2 separate regions of the Mus musculus genome follow, and region 1 is linked to region 2. The links are chromatin loops, found by intact Hi-C in ENCODE. Cell type or tissue: left cerebral cortex. All regions are shown on one strand. Each heading gives the region's core, and the rest is flanking DNA. Links, peaks and the distances in the headings are about the cores only.

The links. A loop is a pair of places that touch in the nucleus more often than their neighbours do. Peaks named below come from ENCODE experiments on the same cell type or tissue, not always from the same donor. Only the 100,000 strongest peaks of a DNase experiment are listed, where the experiment ranks them.
Region 1: it touches region 2 in a loop (1.8-fold over the local background); 2 of 42 quality-filtered maps call a loop at or near these places.

Annotation. Positions count from the first base shown.
Region 1 is chr12:99,280,251-99,290,317 of GRCm38, reverse strand. The region is part of intron 4 of Foxn3 (forkhead box N3); the gene reads left to right. Among named protein-coding and RNA genes, the nearest start is that of Gm46371, 45 kb to the left of the region's middle. In left cerebral cortex, for the core only: no CTCF peak of the experiment used is centred there; DNase peaks (open chromatin) are centred at 4,834 and 5,711; H3K27ac peaks cover 1,339 bases.
Region 2 is chr12:99,219,569-99,229,635 of GRCm38, reverse strand. The region is part of intron 4 of Foxn3 (forkhead box N3); the gene reads left to right. Among named protein-coding and RNA genes, the nearest start is that of 4930474N09Rik, 62 kb to the right of the region's middle. In left cerebral cortex, for the core only: a CTCF peak has its summit at 8,580; DNase peaks (open chromatin) are centred at 2,222, 4,265 and 4,577; H3K27ac peaks cover 1,212 bases.

The sequences.
Region 1 (10,067 bases), core at 881-8,880, 61 kb before region 2:
TGGCAGATGTGGTTCTTGTTTCATGGACCACACGGTTTCATGCTTTTTAATAGTCCATGAAATGTGGAGCAGGAATGTTTCTGTGTTTGTCGTGTGCAGATAAAGTTGGCTAAATCCTCCCTTGATAGCCACCGTGGGTGCCCCTTGTGTCCTAAGAAAGGAAAAGGAATTAGCACTAAGGTAGCAAGCAGTGAGGGGGCCGGGCTTGGAGTTTTCTCAAGCGGAGTTCAGTCAGCGGCTTCTCTGCTTGGCTACGCTGATGGCCTGGGTATCCTTCACCATTGCGTTGTGTTTGGAGCTGGGATTTTGTTTGCTTAGAGCTTTTTCTTACAGGATTCTGTTCTGCTCTACGTTAGGTAAGACTCTCTCTGGGGATGAGGTTTTTGGGTTTGTACCTATGATACAACACCATGGAAAGAGTCGATGATGCCTAAAGCTGGGTGAACGGGTAGGTTCTGTTCCATGGGTAGGTGTGTCTTTTTCTTAATTCATGATTTTAAAATTTCATGATTCCTCTAATACACTGGGAAATAACTAGTACAGGTTTCAGGTGTACATTGGATCTATATTCAGTTGAGTATAACATGTGTCTGACTGTCTGTCATCTATAGTGTACGTTTAAACACCATAGAAATCCAAGTTTAGAGCTATGGGCAGGGATGTGCTAGCATTGATTTCTGTGATGTTTTCATCATTTTGCCCTACCTGTTTAGAGTCTCTGAGACCCCTCTATTCTGTTTAGAGTCTCTGAGACCTCTTCTGCCCTACCTGTCTGGAGTCTCTTGAGATACCCGACCCCCCAAAAAAATATCATTCTCAGGCTTTAAGGGTTTCCCAAATGGAATTCCGTTTTCCTTTGGGGCTTACAGGGCTGTCCAGTAGTTGTGAATGCCCATAGTCAGCTTTCTGCCTAAAGATACTGGGATGCAAAGAAGGGGTCTGCCCCTCCACACCTGTCAGAAGCTCACGTTAGAATCTTATCTAATCCGAGTCCACTTTCTCAGCACTATCTCCTCTACCCTTGTCTTCCCTCTGGTAAGTGAAAGGTACATCTTCAGACTAGGAAGGAATCCAGGGTCAGTGATGATGTGCTGACAGCATGGTGGTGAGAGTATAGGATGCAGGAGTGGGAGGTGGGCAGCTGGGCTGTATTGGGAGGAGGAGGAGTTTGAAAAAGAGGGGCATCACTTCCTAGGGCAACTAACACTTGAGTAAGGACTTGAAACAGAAGGAGGGGTGTGTGTGTGTGTGTGTGTGTGTGTGTGTGTATTTGTGTGTAGTGTGGATGTGGTGTGTGGGTGTGTGTGTGTGTGTGAGTGTGGATATGGGTGTGTGTGTATGTGTGGAGTGTGTGTGTACGTGTATGTGTAATTCATAGATGTGGCATTGCCAGAGAGGAAAACCACAACAGCACATGTCCTATCAGAGGGTAAGACAATGGGGACATGGGGCCAGACACGTGGAACCTGACTGGGACATGGCAAGTGTTCCTTGATGGAATCCAAGTAAACTGCTGAAAGTAGAAAATAGTATCCGCATAGGTCTTCACCTACTATACCATTGCTGAGCAGCGCAAGTCACCGTGAAGTGTTGGTGCTTTGTCCTTGTTAACGTGGGGCTGATGGCATTTGCACCCTGTCATTACTGCCCAGTGTCATAAGGCCCTATACCTTAGGAAGGATCAGTATTGAAAAGACAGTTTCTTTTTTTCTTGCTCTTTGGAGATAGTCTTATGTAGCCCAGGCTGCCCCAGACTTGCTATGCAATAAAAGATAACCTTCGACATCTGGTCCTTCTAGGACTGCAGGTGCGCATCCCCATGCCTGGCTCTTCAAGGGCAGTTCCCCCTGAAGGCATACGGCATTCACACCATCAGGAAGTTGAAAAATAACAAAACCAAACCCAAGTAAGGGCGTCCTGTAATGTGTTCTAATCCCGTGGAAATGAGCACCTGAACCTGTGCTGAGACCAGGGAGCCCGTCTCGTGTCCTCTAACACTTGCTGGGCTTGTGAGCTGAATGGCACGTTGGTATTTTCTAGCCTAAATCAAGCCAGTAGGAAGGAGTAGCTGGAAGTGCTCAAGGCCTTGCTCAGACCTCAAAGTTGGCACCGACCATCTTCAGGTTCAAAATCATAGGCAGGCTGGGCTGTTGGTCACCCCGGAGGAGAGTACTGGGGGGAGATTTGCTTTGGATTATGTCAGGCAGAGCTTCTTCACGTAATTGGTCATTTTGTCAATTCCCAGTGTTTATTCTGAATGCCATGTAGTCTGTGAAAGCGGTTTCAGTATTCTAGCAGTTCTAACGGACTAGAGAGCCCTTCAGGTTTTGTACAATAGAAACCAAGCAGAGACTCCCAAGGGGACAAGCCTGTTGTCTGACAAGGGACCTGGGCATCTAAACACAAGTGGAGTTTACTCAGAGGCTTGCAGGGGTGACCAGCTGACAGGTGTTTCCAACAGACCCCGTAGCTTTGAGTTTCAGTTTCGTCTGTGTGTTTCAATGTTTATATATATAAATACATACATGTATATGTACATATATATATATATATATGTGTGTGTGTATACATATATAATATGTTTAATGATGTCTTATTTTCTAAAAAAAGAATGAAGTTCTTTAAGGATTTCCCTTCCCATCTCCAAGCATTACAAAGTTAGATTTAGGTTATTTCATTTAAAGGTCACTGTGGCTTGAATTATTTTCATGAGTCTGTATCTCATAATTAAAGATGTTTCTCACCCTGGTCTGCCCCTTCACCTGGCCTCTGATGGTTTCTCACCTTAAAAGGACACAAGACACCCCTCACCCTATCACCCTTCGCCTCCTGCCTTCTGCTACAACTTGGGGCAAGCTGAGCCTGACCTTCCCTGCTGCTCTTCCTGTCCTTCGTAGGCCTGATGGCCCTGAACTTGCCAGTGTTTGTTTCATGAGAAGCACCTCCCGCACCCATCCACACTAAGCTACACCTCCATTTCTGTGTCAGACTGGAGCTGTCCAAGGGACGCCCTGGGCCAGTCTCTCAGCCGCTCAGCCCAGCTTCTAGTCAGACCGAGGGGAAGGCCTGAAGCCAACTGCTAACAGCACTGACAAGAACTCTTTCTCAGACCTCCCCCATCAACAACCTGACACCCTGCCTCCTCTGGCTTCCCCTCACCTTCCTTCTCCTTCACTCTGGCTAGCACTGGGCCACTGCTATCATTACCAACTATTATCAAAATAAGTCATTACCAAATCTGTGCTCCTAGCATGCAGTGAATGAATCAAAGCATTCTATCACACCCAACAGGTTTTTCTTTCTTGGCTGCTGACAGCCCACAGGATAAACTAATGAAATGGAAAGAAATCCTTAGAGACATTTTCAGTGCACAGAGCAGGATTAAGCCGCCACAAGCCAACAGCAGAAGGGAGGAGCAGGGAGACAGACCAGTTCTTTGCTGGCAGATTCACGTTGTCTCTGTGTGTGCACAGTGCATGCAGCATTGGGAAACCATGCATGATGATCACTGCTCTGCACTGCTCTGCGGAGTGGGATTATCCATGTCCTGGGTTGGCTTCATGCTGGGGCTGCTCCCACCTGCCCACCGCAGCCCTCTGCTGCCATAGCCCGGCCATGCGGTTCACTGATAGATAGATGAGGGAATTCCCACTTGGTTTTATTTCATGCCACAGAAGGCTCGAGGGTGAATGCTCAGAAAACTCAGGTTTTGAGTCAGATCCCCAAGCCCTGGTCCTCATTAACTCCATGCCTTCAGTCAAGATGCATAGGAAACGCCATGCAGTCTTCAGTGTAAACTGAGAAACGTCCCTCTGGGACAGTTTCCTCCCTGAATTACAGCCCTGACCCTCCCTAGCAATGCCTAAAAATCAAAATGAACGAGGGAAAAAGTGTGACCTTTACCTGTCTTTGGTGGATCCAAGAAGATGGGCAGAATGTGTTTGCCAGCTGCCCGAACAACCAGATATCAAACATGATCGTTCCCGAAAGCTCTCTCAGTTCGTCATGTATTACAGATTCAGACAACCTAGAAAGAAATCTTGGCTTCCTAAGCAAGTGGCTTAACCCTTGTAATAGTGTGAGTTCCATTACTATAGCAAAATAGCTGAAGTAGGATAAATTGTAAAGAAACGAGGTTGTTCACAGTCTGAAAGTGTAAGGCACAGAGAGCCAGCCCTTGTAATTCTTCCTCCGACAAGGGCCTCATGACCCTGGCATTACAGTGATAGGAACACGCAGAGAAGAGGTCACATGGTGAGACAGGAAACAAAAAAAAAAGCGTTGTTGTTGTTATTATTATTATTATAATCTTAGGTGTATGGTTGTTTTGCCTGCATGTATATCTGTGTACCACATGGGTGCAGAGCCCACAGACGTCAGGAGAGGGTGTGCCCTGGAACTGGAGTTACAAATGGTTGTGAGCAGCCATTTGGGTGCCAGGAACCAAACCCAGGTGACCCGCAAGAGCAATCAGTGCTTAACTGTCACGCCACCACTACCGTCCCTGAGGGGCTCACTGTGTTCATTTTTTGGCAACGCCCTTTCCTGTGAATCTACTCCTCAGGACCAGCATTCACCTGTTCATCTCGTCTATCTCCAAAGGGTTCGCTCTTCCACACACTCATGGAGAAACACCACAAAATCTTCCCAGGAGCATTCTTGTCAGTTTCCACTCTGAACGTCAGCCCAGCCAGCATCTCTTTGCTGATCCTAGCAGGATTCAGGGACCACTCTTTGGCACTGAGTTCTTGACTCCAAGGGCCCGCATCTCTGGTTTTGTTGGGTTTTCTGAGACCCTCCCCCGCCCGCCTGTCCCTTTCACAAGTGGCAGCTCGCCCTGGGCTTTCTGGCATCTTTCATCCCTTCCGCAAGCTGACTCTTTTGTCCACTGTGCAAAGGAGGGCGTTCACCTCTTGCATAAATCTGCTTACTGCCCCCAGGCGTGCCCACTAAAAAACCTTAGCACTTACAGGGAGGGGGCAGCCCCTCTCCACATTTGCCCTCAGATGCCCACTGCCTTCTGTTCTCCTTGGCCCGGGGTAGACTCTGAGTCTTCCTCCGCATTGTTTGTCTTTTTGTCCTGCAGTGAGGAAAGCTTTTTCTGGAGCTTCAGTAATTGTCAGCGTGCCGGTCTGTTTACAGAGGTGAAGTTGGAGGGGTGCTCCTGGGCTCCTCTAATCTTTCTCTGTGTGCTTTGGAACATGCTTTTATGCTCATTAAAAAATAACAAGGAAGTACGACTTTCAAAGAGGCCGCTAGTTCATTTTGATCTTTGCTGGTCCGGTTATTTATTTATTTTGGAATGAAGGGTCTTAGGTATGTAGTATACCTAAGACTTGCAATGTCCATTTACCTTTCAAGTACTGGGATTGCAGGCTTGTGTTAGCATGTTCAGTTGGTATATGATGGAGACTGAAGGCTTTGAGTGTGCCAGGCAAGAGCTGAGCCGCACCCCCCACACCTGTGAGCCCAGCTGTCTAAACTTCCCATGCCAGTAGCCTGCTGTACAGTCGAAGGCCCCTTCAGTTCCATAGTCTGCATTTCCCTGCTTGACCCTAACTTTAGCTAATCTCCAGACCCCTGTCTCTAATAACTGTCTTCATGGAAGTCTCATATTGCCCTCTGAGAAAGCAGCCCTGTGAGCAGACTGCTGAGTAAGACGTTATGGCCAGCAAGGCTGAGGACAGGAAATTGAAAACATTTACCAGAGACTTCCTCAAGAGGCAAGGCATCTGTTTCCCCCACTTCCCCTCTGTGTGTGTATGTCTGTGTGTCTGTCTGTCTTTTGTCTGTGTGTGTCTTTGTGTGTCTATGTGTGTACACACACCGCACATACTTGTAGGTATGCCCGTGCTGTGGTCCAAGTGTTGAGGGCAGAGGACATCCTCCAGTCTTCGTACATGTGTCTGCCTTTTTTGAGACAGGGTCTTTTCACCTAAGTACTTCAGGCTAGCTGACCTGGGAGCTGCCAGGCATCCTCCTGCCTCTGCTTTTCTGCTCCAGTAAGGGGCCTGCACTGAGCTCCTGGGGTTTGAATTCAGGTCCTCACACTTACACAGAGAATTGCTTTACCTATGGAGCCAGTCCCCCAACATACACTTTATGATTGCTAAAGATTGGATGGAGAATAGAAAGTCCTAGAATTAGCCACTGGAAGGTTAGTACAAAGAATAACCCTACTGCTGAGCACTGATCTTACTTGATGTTCATTTTTATGGATGTAACTTTAGACTAAATACATCAATAGGAATGTTTTCTTTTAGATTGCATAGCGTTTAGGAATGTTTCTGAAATCTATTAAATTATACCCGTAACAAGACTATGAAGTGTAGAGATGAAACAGCTTTGGATCCTGTTGCCATAAGTAACATGTGTCTTATCAAAGAGCCCTGGCTTTAAGTACAATTGGAAAGGAAAAGCCATTCCCCTTGAAGCTCTGTGGAACTGCTGGGGTGGAGGTCTAGAAATATTTTTGTAAAATTACCAAAAGACTTAAGGATAATGAAGCTTTTAGGATGTGTTCTGAGCAAGCTGTTCAAATGATGGTTTCAGAAGTGGACTTAAAATTACCCCCTCTAAGCTTCCGAAGCCAAGTTTATATCCATTCTTTCTGCTCCCTGTGGGTTTCCTTCCTAAGCCCTTGCCAAGCGGCAGGCCTTAGGGTTTTCATATCTGTGCCATCACGCACACAATGGGATGTGTGCCTACATTTGTGTGCACATGTGTGTAGCCCAGGTTCTTAAGTGGAATGGCCTTAAAGAGATCGTTACTCTCAGTGGTCCTTGCAGCCTGTAGAAGAAAGTTGCAGGCTCTCCAGATGTGGGTAATGGAACCCTGGGATGACATGCCCCTGCCGCCCCAACCATGTGCCCTCAAGCAGCTCATCTGACTGGTGCAGGCCTCTGCTTCCTGCCCAGTCCAAAAAGCAAGAGTCCCAACTTGATGAACTTGGTGAGAATTAAAAGGCACAGCATTCGTTATGTTCACGGTAACATCTGTGCAGACTCCTGCAGCTTCGTATACCTTCACCCTCAAGCAACAACAACAAACATTCTCCCCCAGTTGACTATAGAGATGCCTTTAGGGCATTTAAGGTCACTTTCAATCTCTGGTGTATTGAGGCTGGGAAAGACTCAGGCTCTCCTCCCAAGAGCATCCCATGCAGTTCTTGCCATGCTTGAATGACTGTGGTCCCACAGAAATGGAACAAACACAAAGAAGGTTCCCCTGGGTCTCACTGGAGTTGCCTGTGATCTGTAGGGCTTGTTCTTTGACTTAGTGTGCTGGATTATGCAGAATAAAACCAGACCCGACAAAGGTCTGTTTCAGTAAACAGGGAGGTCGAGCATTGGGAAGCGAGAGCCAGCTACTTATGTGGTGGAAAGAAACTTAGGCCATCCTTGAAGAGGGGTCCCAGTAGGCCTGTCCCCTCCCTAGCAGTTACCAAAGCATACGTCAGCTAGTGCTTCTTAGGCTGTAGATGGTTTTTATTGGGGGGGGGCACATTGGGACTCTTTATGCAGCCAAGGCTGGACTGAAACTTCTGGCCCTCCTCCCTTAGCCTCTCAAGCTCCGATTTCCCAATGTGTGCCATTGTGTCGAGCTCAAACAAGTTTTCTGGGGTGTGCTCAGGTAATCTGATTCTAATTGGACAACCAATTACAAGCATGAATTAGAAGCATAAGTCTCCGCTCTGGTGACATTTGCAACAAGACGGTGACAAAGTCTTAATAAAGACCAAAATGTGAGGCATGTACAAAGAACAGTTCTATATTGAATCCGTCTTGTTCTCAAGCCGTGCTCTTCAGCCTCTTACTTCACACAGCATGGGAATGGGTTGACCCTTTCTCTGCTGGCTCACAGGCCTACCGTCTGTCTACCAGTGCTTGGACCACAGCTCATTTCTAATCGTGTAGGACCACCGTGGACCTCTAAGTCCTACATCAGAGCGTTTCTGATGGACACTCTCTGGCCTTGGCGACAGGTCGAGCGTAGCGGCATGGCCCAGGCCGGGCCAGGGTTGCACTGTACTATTTATTTTTCTTGGGTTTGGACGCTAACTATCATCAACTAACTACCCTGACATCCACTACACCCTAGTTTAGAACCAACCAGTGTGATTAAAAAAAAAAAAAATAGTGTAAACACAGTGAACCTGGGATAAGGAGCTACTTTATTTGTTCCTGCTGAGACAAGGTAAGCCCACTTTCTTACCTAGGCCAGTGGAAAGTGAGCTTCTCTTGTGTTCAACCAATCAAGGTCCTCTAAAGAAACAGTGCCAGTTAAACTAATATATATATGTCTCCAGTGACTTCTGTGTGTCACAGAGCTGCAGTTCTCTTGTAGAGGCCTCCTGTGTGACTGTCACTTTGAGTGCATGGGGCGCCTTCCAGGACGGCAGCTTAAGCCGGCAATGCTAGGACCATTGTCCTTAACGAGCTCTAATGCCCCTGTACCCAGTTATGCACACCCAGTTACAGCCACGGAGCACTGGTTGCACACGCATTTGCTTCAGGAGACCTGAGCAGCATCTACCTGCTCTCGCAGGTAGAGCAAAACAAGTGCAAATCACGTATTTGGCCAAAACAAATTGTGTATGTGTGTAAATGAACATGTAGCTGCAGGTGTGTGCCGGTCCATCCATGCTCACGTGTGCATATCATGTGTGTATATTCAGAATGATTGCCAAGTTCAGGCCTGTGACGTAGAGGCTATTTTCAGCAGTCCCCGTTCTCTTCAGGTCCACTGACTCCCATGTCTGACAAATGCAATTTGTAGCTAGATGGCCTGTGTAGAGGAGAATATTATATCTGCCCTCCCTGTGGCTCCCAGCCCCCAGCAGACAAGTGTAGGAGACGGAACACATCTTTCATTTAGCATCTTTTCTTCCCCTTATTGCCATTTGAATTCATCGAGAACAGTTTTGAGTCTCATTAGAGGAGTCTTAATTTAAAAATTAAGTTGGGAACTAGCAAGTGAAATTGAAGAGGCAATACCTTTGGTTCTGAACTGAGTTTTCATTACTCAGTTACTCTTCAAATTATACTGATTTCAGGTGTGAGGTCCCCCCCCCCCCCACATAGATTGGGAAGAAGGCTTTCTAGACAAACGGTTGTCTGTAGCTCTATTTCCCGCTCATCCACCTGACCCCAGGGGCGCCTTCCCTCTACCTGTTGTGTGGCCTGTCTGTGAGCCTCCGCCCCACCTCCTGTTCTTTCCCTCCCCAGTCCCATCCATGAGCATGGCAGTTTCGGTGGCCCTGGCAGCCTCTGTAGCCACATGATGCTGCTCACCACGGTACAGCTACGCCCTGCGGGAATTGACTGGCATCGTCTATTAGTGTCCACTCCTAGGACCACACCACTCCCTGTTCCCTGGATCAGAAACGTCCTAGAGCGTGGCGCTGTCCTCTCCTCAGCTTCCATCCTGTGAGGGGTGACTTCAGCTATCTAAAGGCTGCTATTTCCCGCCCTAGTCCATGCCTTTCCATAGCTTTCCAAGACACACACGCTCGATTCACTTACTAATTCACATGTGTGTGGTGCTTGGTCCTAGCATTTAGTGTTTGCTCCTTTACTTTGTGGGTTTGGCTAAATGCAGCGTAACGTGTTGTATTTTGCTTGGGAACCGCAAGTGCTATTACAATTGAAATGTGCACTCATGCTCCTCAGACCCTGCTCCTTGGGAGGGTAGATTTAGAAAATGTAGAGAGACAGGAGCCTCTGCCAAGTCTTGCTTGATCTTTGGTTTCTTCTTCAGAACCCACAGAGGCCTCTTGCCCACTCACATCTTCCTCCAGCTGGACTGTAATCTGTTTGAGGCCAGAGGGTTTCTTATCTCTGGCCCTAGTACCTCCCAGGGAACTCTGCTTAGAAAAGAAATCAACAAATATTTGTGGAAGTTGTGTGTGAACTGCCCTGTCGGGGCTGCCTCGTGTGCCCTGCCTCTATTCACGATGAAGGCAGCCCCCAGCAGGACTTAACTTGAACATAGAGCCTTTACCAAGGTGATTAAGATTCATTGAGAGCAAAGGTGGAGACTCCCTCCAGTGGAACTAGTGTCTTTAT
Region 2 (10,067 bases), core at 857-8,856:
GTCACATGGCTGAAAAACCGCGTTGGATTTATGAGCTAAAACTCTGGGATGATCTTTTAGATGTCCTGCCTTCTTGTTTGCACGCATGGGATACACAGAGAATCCAATGTGTTTTGTGTTTTAGATATCCCTGGGAAGATTCCAGTTGGGGCCCTGTGTTTTGTTAAAGCGACAGAGCTCCTGTCTTCTTTCTCTAGGCATGGCTGGGATGGAGAGGTTCCAGTGGGGCCTGTCTACTGTTAGAGACTGCCAACCAACTCACCCAGGGCTCACTCTTGCTTTACCTGGGCCTATCTCTTCTTTTTCATCAATAAGATGGTTTCAGAGGATAACTTCTGAAGTCTGTGTTTCCCTGCCCAATGCTGAGACCTGTCTGTCTGTCTGTCTGTCTGAAAACCCAGACAAGTTTGATTTCCTGTGGAATGGTTTGTTTAGTGGCATGATTGGAGATAAGTTTTGATCTATGGCCACATAGGGGTATAAGGTATAATAAACTAATAATAAATTGGCATTTTTCAGTGACCTAGAGCCTCCATAGCTACTTTTTATAAAATGCCCAAGTGAAAAACTGATCAGAAATTGATCTTTTCAACTTGGTCATTTCATGGGTAATTAGACTGTAGATACACAGTAATTACTGGTATATTAATTTGAATGGTTGCTTTGGCCTTTCCCACATGTCCTGAAAGAAGACGGTGTTGAGGCTCCAGCTTACTGTGTGTCTATTTAAAGTAAAATATTTCTCAGTGGAAAGGGATAATTAGGAAACCCCAAACAGATCCCAAGTTCACTCCCCAGGGAATAAGTGTAGATGCCCGACCTTAGAAGTTTCTGGGGCATTGGCTGCCCATCTCTGTGAGGTCACTGGGTAGAGGCTGTATCCTCCCTGTTTGTACTTCCCAGCATGGAGGCCAGGCTGCCACAGAGGTCAATGTGGATACTGTGGTCACATTCTAGAAAGAGAGCTGTAATTATGACTTCTAATTATGTGCAGTTATGCCTACAGAGTTAAACGTAAGGGCAGATCCTACTTGGAAGTTTAAGTTAATTGTCTACAGGGTCAGAAGGGTGCTACCATCTGTCCTCTCCCCCTTTACCCCCTCTCCCAACCTAACCAGATAGGCATGACCTTTGGTGTGTCAGCTTTGACCATTGGTTAGCACTTCTTACAAGAGAGGGTCACATATAACTCCTGTTCCAGGGAAAAATAAAATTTGATCAGGTCATGACCCAGCCTGCCTTCCCTGTCTCCCTGGTAGCTGTCTTACACCGTGGGAACACTTGGACTTTCATGTCCTGAGCCCTGACTTTGTTGAGAAAGAGCATTAATCACCTTTGGACAGGTAGTCTGGTGCTTTATTTTGGTTTTGAGGGGTTGGTTTGATACCATCTTATTGTTTTTTATTTTGGAGTGTGTGTGTGTGTGTGTGTGAGAGAGAGAGAGAGAGAGAGAGAGAGAGAGAGAGAGAGAGAGAGAGAAAACACTTCACTTTGTATACCCTGTCTATATCTGTTTCTTTGTGATCTTTTTAAAAATATTATTTATTACATATATGAGTGCTCTATCTGCATGTACACCTGCATGCCAGGAAAGGGCCTCAAATCCTATATTGTAGATGCAGATGGTTGTGAGTGCTGGGAATTGGATTCAGGACCTCTGGAAAAGCAGCCAGTGCTCTTCACTGCTAGGCCCCCTTTTCTGGTCTTTTTAGTAAGATTCCCCAACAGGATCTGAGCAACCAGTTTTTATAAATCCTTCAACAGTCCTGACTTAGCCTTGCAACACTGACTTTCCGGTCTTGAACCTTTTCCCCTCTGGCTCCCACATCAGCCAGTGTCCCGCTGAGATGGATTCTTTCCTCCTGGAAAAGTGACTTGGCACATATGCCCAGCTGAAGCCAGAGCTAATGAAGATGCCCTGCCTGTGGAATTTCTCCATTTCAGCAGCATGGGTCCTGCTACTCAGTGGCAGAAGAGAGTGGATGAGGGGAATTCTGAGCACCTCACAGAGCGGGGAGGTAGTGTCTAGGGTGGAAGCAGGGCAGCAGCTGGTCTTCCAGTAAATGGGGGTAGTTGACTGGGGCAGGGGGCACTGGGCAGCACAGAGAGAGGAAGCGCGCTGAGTGCGGACAGGCTCCACTGCCAGTTAGTGCCCAGCTGTCTGGTGCTCCCACTGCCCCTCCCTGGTTTCTGTTCTCATCTCATGGCCTTCATGTCATCTCCAACTAAGAGACTTAAAATGTCCTTCCTTCCAGATACTAAGGTGGGGGAGGCAGAGAGGGGAGTTCTGAGCTCTTGTAGGAGCCCCACAGGAAGCCAGCATGTGCCAAAGTTTCTCCCTATATCCCTAGTTTAAAAACAACAAAACAAAACAAAACACAACCACCAGTAAGCAAGAGGGTTCAAAATGGAGATGTGGAGCCCAAAGGGCATCTCACGGACTTAACTCCTCTTCCTGTGACCCACAGGACAAATCCTAACCTGTATCAGGTCTCGTACCTCTGTCCTCTTCAAGTCTGGAAATTTAGATTGTTTTGTGCAATCCATTTCAGCTTGTTTGCCTCCCAGGCAGCTGGTAGAGAGACATCTGTCACCTAGTCAGAGGCGCTACAGAGGCAGACGTTCGTGAAATTTAGAACAGCAGGTGAAAGGTGTCCGCTGATAATCAGGACGAAAACTGCAGTCACTGTGCTCGATTGCTTTGGACACAGATTCAGCAAAGTAGACAGAGCTCAGGAGACATCAACAGTAAGGTCCTTGCTGCCAGGAGAAAATGGAGAAACAGCACTTGTGACCCTGAGACCCAGCCCAGACACTGTGCCACCCTAGCCGTGGGCAGTGTAGACCTAGACAGACCACAGCCCTGGCATCTGAGCTCAGTTCTGACCTCCTACAACCTTCCCCGGCATCCTTTTCAACAGGAAACAGAGTTGGGGGTAATAAGTGGGTTTGGTTGGCAAAGTGAGAAAGCTGCTTTGGACTGGGGTTGTCGCTTGGATAAACTTTATTCCCCTCTTCGGTTTTCAGAGTTAGTGATGATGCCGGCCTGTGGATTCAGTCAATTCTTTCTTTTCCTTAGGTTTGTCTGGTCAGGTTTTAATCTGAGAAAGACTAAAAGGATGTAGAAATGAGAACCTGCTGACATCTAAGCTACAGGTGTGGGTCACCCATCCTCCCCTGGCCTGCCTTGCTACAGATTCTTCCCGCTCTCCACTCTGGCTGTTAGTTTCCATGGTTTGAGCTGTCTTCAGAGCAACAAGTTTGGATGCATCCTATGTGGAGAGTCAGATTTGGAGGGTTATGTGGTGTCTGGCTCTCAGATAACTTGCCTCTGAGATGGCACTGGTGTGGCCAAGCTGGAGGTGTTCTCAGTGCCTCTAAGTCTCCCCTTCTTGAGGGCCTTTTAATTTTTTAAATTTGTATAATTTTGTACATGTGTGCATGTATGCTTGTGGGGGAGAGCTTGTGCCACCTCACGTGCTGTGAGGAGTTGGTCTCTCTCTCCATCCAGCTTGTTGTCTCTGCTCTCGTTTACTCCAGGCTAGTTTGTCCCTGGAGCTTCTAGATCTTTCTTCTGTCTCTGCCTCCCATCTTCCCAGGGGAGTACTGGGATTACAGGGGCAGGCTACATCCAGCTTTTCCTCGGTTACAGGATTCGAACTCTCAGATCATGGGGCTTGCTCAGCTAAAGTTTTTATCCTCCATACAATCCCTCCTCCACTTCCCCTGCCTTCAGTATACTTTGTTTTCGGTCAAGAAGTCACTATTGCAGCAGTGGCTGGCCTGGAGCTTTCTGTGTAGACCATGCTGGCCTCAAACTCATGGGCAATCCCTCTGCATTTGTTCCCAAGTACCAGGATAATGGTATGCCAGTGTGCCACACTATTACCTGGAAGGTCTAAAGTGTCCTTGCTATGGCTAGAGGCCTGTGTCACCAGCCCAGCTGACCCTGAGTCCTTCCTTTCGATGCACTCCTGGTGTGCTCTGTGCTCCTCCCTGCGTGAAGGCAGTGATTGAAGTTACACCCTGGCATCAGCCTTTGTTAGGCCGCTTCTTATTCTTCCCACCCCCCATGATGCTGCTTTCCCTACCCTGAGGAAAAGCCATAGTTCTGATGAGAGTCCCTCAGTCCCCGTGCCTGTAGCTCCTTCCTTCCTTCCTCTTGTTCCTGGCTCTTCCCCAGTGCTTCTGTCTTCACAACACCCAGGCAGAGGGGAAGTAGAGGTAGTGGTGGCAAGTGACGTCACCAGAGCCGACCGCACAACCAACTCCCTTCTGCTGCCGGCCAGACCACTTGCAGCTGCTTTAGATTGGTTGCAATGGAAGCCAAAGGCGTCAGTGACTTCAGAGTCACAAATGCAAATATTCTATATCTCTCTCAGAGATTTTGCACGAGGAGGGCAGGGGAGACAGGGATAAGCAACAAGGTGAATTTTCATGTCTCATTTTTTGCTGTGTTCTCCTTGAGGCAATGATTCAGAGGTTCCCTTCTCAGCTGTAGCACGTGTACATGTTAACTCAGCCACTGTTTCTCTCCACTCTCATCGTATGGACTAGATAATGCTGTATCCTGCACTGCGGAGTGTTAACCATCCCACCCAGTCATGATGATCAAAACTGTTTCCAGACATTGCCATATGTCCTTGGGCAAGGGAGAGGGAAATCGCCCCCAGTTGAGAAACAGGGCTCAGTTAGAAGGGCTTTGCTACTTCCTGGAGCGTTTTATGGCTTGTTTCTTTGTTTTCTAGTGTTTCTTGGTCCTAAGAGAGAATCGGGTCTTTTCTCTCTATTTTTAGGAATTAAGCAAATACTTCTTGGTATGTCGTTCTCACACGCAGTTACAGAAAATGGGTAAAGCTGTCTCAGAGCTAAATGATCAGGAAAAGTCATGGGAAGGGAAGGCTTTCGAGGGAGTGCTTTCTATTAGGCCTCAAGAAGATGGCTGATTGAGGTGCCTATTACCCAGTCAAAGTCGGCACGGGCCACGAGGTTGTCCCTGCATCCCTCAGTTCCTACCTGTTAATGGGTCCTCCTGGATGGTTTACCCCACCACCTACCCTGAGCTCTCCAACCCAGGGGCTGCTTTATAGCCCAGCCATTTGGGCTACACTGGCCCCTTTTCAAACTCTTTGGCCTCTGGAACTCTTAGCAGACACTCCAGGCTCCTCTCTCTTCCTCTCCTTATGATGGATCCCTGCTCCATTCGCTGGCCATGCCCTCTGTGGACTCTCCTGGATGCCTCTGCCTGTTCTCTCCCTTATATCCACACAAACTTGCTCCTCAACCCATGTCTAGAGAGGTCGTGTCCTCCTTTTCTTTTCTCCGTCCGCTTGCCTTTGCTCTGGGTTCTCTCCAGTCACATTCACAGCCCCTGCACGGAGTCTTAGCTTCCCTCTGCATGCACAATTCAGTGCCGTCTGGTTTTGACAGAGTCCCTAGTGAATTCCACTGTCCATCCTGAGCCCCGCACTCAGGTGCCATCCCTAGCCAAGGACTGAGTTCTACTCACCCGACCAGTGGCTAAGATAAAGTCACCCATTCATTTATCCTGTGTGTGCTTCGCTCCACACTGATAGGTCCCAAGTACCATCTTAAGCAGCAAGTGAGGCAGGCAAGGAAGAACCATAACGGCCCACTTGCCTTGTAGACAGGCATATGAGAAGACGCCAGGGTGCACCTCTGGTTGTCCATATCTGCACTACTATATTTAGTATGTGACATTTTCCCCACATATATTGTCTTTGGATCAATCGTGTGACATTATAACACCATGAAAATCACTTGACGTGTAAGGAGGAGTGGGGGAGGGGAACACATTCACTGATTTCCAGAAGTGATCAGACTGCCCAAGGTTTCTATCTGAGAAAACTGTTTGGTAGGCCTGCCAGCTCTGAGCTGGTTTGTTTTGTTCTGTTTTTTTTTTTTTTTGTTTGTTTGTTTTGTTTTTTTGAGAGTGAGGACCATGCCTTCTGTCTGCCTTTATATTCTAAGGTTGCTTAAATGCATAGCCTTTCCAGACACTTCTGTCTGGTACCCAACAGAAGTCACACCAAGAACCCGCCAAACACCTACCCAACAGGCCATGGCTTTGCAGGAGTGGTATATTCTCCTGGCTTTAAAGACTGTCCTCTACCTCCAGATACCTTGGAGCAGATGCTGCATCTGGAAGGTGCCGCTTGGAGTCCATAGTTCTGTCAGTCATGAGTCTAAAAGGAAAAAAGATGTCAGGTGACATTACAGATCGTTAGAAAGCTGTGGAAACTGGCATAGACTCTGGCTTCTCTCATGTCTGCAGTCACCCACACCATTTTATAATGAGTGAGGTCAGGCCCAGCAACGTGAGAGTCCCATGTTAACTAGCAGTGGACCCAGGACTTGAACCTAGCAATCCCCCTGCCTGGTTTATCTAGTGCTTTTCCCATCCTGCCCACAGAGGAAAGCTTCCACCACTCCCAGGTGGAGCCATGCCCCTGTGCTGGGAAAGCAAGATTCAACTTTATCCTAATCCAGGTAGCTGAGCCCTGGATGAGAGAAGCTTAGAAGCCTGTTTTCCTCATTTGTGTGGGTCGGCTTGTGTGGACATTCAAGCTAAGAAGGATGGGAAACAGACTGTGCCACCATTTCTCGGTCCTGTACAGCAGAAAAGCTGCATCGTAATGAAATGACCACACCAAAGGTCCAAGTTGACATGCAGCACTGGCAACGTTCAGAGAAGCAATGCTGCTGCCAAAGCATAATCAGGGACTCTTTCATCACAGGATACATGCATGGATGGTGGTCCTAACTCTACCGAGCACCATGGTAGCATGCTGGGTACTAACCTGTAGCACCTAACTTGGCTTCCTGTACCAGGACGCAGAGCTAGGGACTATCAGGGAGGGTCCCTTATCCCAAAATAAACTGTCATGCTGTTTTACTCTCCTGAACCTCTGCCTCCCTGTGGTTTCCCAGAGGACAACAGGAACGTTAACTCCTGTGTCTGTGAGTCCCGGACAAAACACCATCATCTCTTCTTAGACTGATAAACCACACTGAACGGCAACGGGAAGCCCCCCACCTCACCTTCGGCAACCAAGGAAACCTCTTCCACAGCCCGCCCACTTCACTCCTTCCTTGACTCTCGTCCTCTGGAATCGGTGTTCCTCAGGAGCAGACATATCCCCAGACCCCCAAACAGCTCCCCAGTCCTCTCAAATGTTCCCAGCTCACCCCAAATGGGCACTTCCATCAGAAAGTGTCTCGGCTTCATTCAGGTGGTTGATTTTTATTGAATGCAAACGAGAGGGGAAGCCTATGAAGGCCCTAAGTGCACCCAGTAGGACAGCCTGTCACCCAAGGGGAGTCATGAGCTGATCCCCAGAGAAGCTGAGGTAGGTAGAGGAAGGCGTGGCACAGGAATGCCGAAAGGAGCCGTGCTGGGTAAGGGTGGTGGGAAGGGGCTGTGCAGAGGCAGCGTGTAAGCATGCGTTAACATACTGTAAACATGTAAACAAACAGCATGTAAACAGCATGTAAACATGGCCAGGATCTGTGGGGCGGAACTTCAGCTCCAGGCGGATTCCATTATCACCCGAGATGCTTCAATACGCCATTGCAGAAACTTTTAATAATGTTAGCAAAAGATAGCCAAGATACATTATTGAGTGAAAAGAAATTAGGCTACAGCCAACTGTTTTGCACATACGGTACTCTCCCCTTTTCAGCGGGAGATTCATTCCAAGACCCTCAATGAACGCCTGAAACAGCAGATACTACCAACTCATGCACACACATATATGTTAGATTATGAGAAGTCTGCCTGTTACGTTCCCCCAGAATTCCTAAAGAGAGAGGAGGTGGGGCTTGGGTTCTCTGAGGGCCATCAGCATCCTCATCCGTGGAGGCAGAACGTCTGCTCAAAGGAAAGTAGGGGAGGGGGTTAGCATCCTGTGTTTTCCAACTTAGGCGCGTCTGTTCGTCTGTTCGACTTGGTTTGGGTGGGTGGAGCGTCATGGGGAGATGCTGGGTAGCCCCTCCCTCGAGTTTCGGCCCACCTAGATCCCTGTAAGAGCCGACTGATGCTATTCTTTGCTTCTCAGGCTCTCTTTCTTTCACTAAGGCCATGCTTGTCTGTGATCCTCAGACTTCCTCCTGAGAAGGAGTGGAACTTACTTTTTTGTCTCCTAATTTCATATCTGAGCTTCCCACTACCCCAGGGACCCTCCCCTTTGGGGGGGGGGGAGATAGAGACCACGTAGCCAGGGCAACCCCGACCACCTGTTGCACTTAGAACTTAAAAAGATGGCAGTGAAGTTTTGTATGGGAAGAAGAAAAGGCACAGCACATATTTGCTCCCTGAGAGCAAAGTGGGGCCGCCTCAGGGCTTGTCCCTTGCCACCCATGGGGACCAAGGTCTTCACTGCTGGGCAGTAGGGACCCGGCCCAGGAGCAGAGTGGAACTTGAAGCTTTTCTGTGACTCACTGAACATGTATCAGTGGGGAGGAATTGACTGTTTGAGCAGTGTCACCCCAGGAGTTGCCAAGGAAGCTAATTTACCTGTTTCTCCTGCAATGCGCTTATTAAAATAAACTTTTGCCCCATTATGGCATTTGGTAACAGGCCTCCTGCAGGCAAAATAGAAAAGGGCAGAGTGAAGTTTCTTTACCTTTTTTTCTTTTCTTTCCCTAAGGCATTGTCTTCTGAAACCAGCATCATCCATATTATTAATCGCTTGTGGGGCTTTATCATGCATTGCATTACTCCCTTGGAATTAAACTACACATAGAAAGTATGAAAAATGCACTTTTTTAAAACAGTAAAAAAGTAATTTTCTCGCATAATACCCAAAATAAAGTGCCATGGAGCCATTAGTGGTAAATTGAATTTTTTGGTATGTAATTTGTACAAAAACTGACAAGTACGAGGCCCCCTCTCCCCAGTCATTAGTTACTGGGTTTAGCGGACACGGAGGCAGTAATCTGCAAGGGCAGGCATTTTGATGTCGGCTTCAATTGCACACTTCATTTATTTGGACAGGGGACAGGCGGCAGCTTCTATCACAAGGCCTCACTGCACTATTAGCGAATTTCGCCCCAGGGCAGCTGGGACGCTGGGCTGGGGCAGATGTTCTTTTCAGCCTATTCAGTGACCATTCTTGGGGGTTGTTTACCGTTGCCATGGTGACCTTCATTTCCATAGCAGCAGAGCTGCTGTTTCTCAGAGGGAAATGAATTTAGTTATAAAGGGATAATATTTTTCTCTGTCTCTATATAACCTGCCATCTGTCAACTGGTGGATTGGTAAGGATTCAGAAACCTATTAAGAATTATAGCAATAAAGTGATGTGCGTTCGGGAGAGAGCAGATTAAAAGCAATAATAAATGAGGACATAAGCCTTCAACAGCAGAACTTCCTCGATTCCTTTCTTTATGTGCTTTTTAAAAAAAAAAAATGCCTTCACCACCTCTTAACACCACCGTGTGTACACATACCCTTGTAAAATGCAATTTCTATTCTGCTGACGGATGGAAATGACCAAATGTCTTGTTTGTATCTGTCTGGATGCAGGTGTTTCAGAGCTTTCTCTGATGCTGTGAGTTCCTCCCCAACATTAGAGATTCCCAGGCTGACCTTCCTATTGTTACTAGCTCACCTACTTCTCCACCCCAGGGTAAAAAACTGAGGGCGCCCAGACCAACAGCTTATCAGACACCCACAGGGCAGACCCAACATTAACAAGCACGAGAGGACATGGTCATAGATCTTAAAGAAGAAGAAGAAAATACTAGCATGTTCTTTGAATCTCATTCTAGAATAACTTTTCTTTCTCTTAAGTCCGAATGGTGTGAGAGTCACCTCTGCAGTCCTTCATCTGGATGTTTTTTTTTTTTTTTCCCTCTGTCACATTCATAAGCTGTAACTTGCAGGGGGAAAAAGACACGTACACACCAGCCCCGTTGTAAATAATGTTATTTATTGGTTGATTTTTCCAGATCCTGACATTGATGCTGCCAGTGCCATGATGCTTTTGAATTCTCCCCCTGAGATACAAGCAGGTTGTGAGTAGATATTTCTATAGCATACAGCA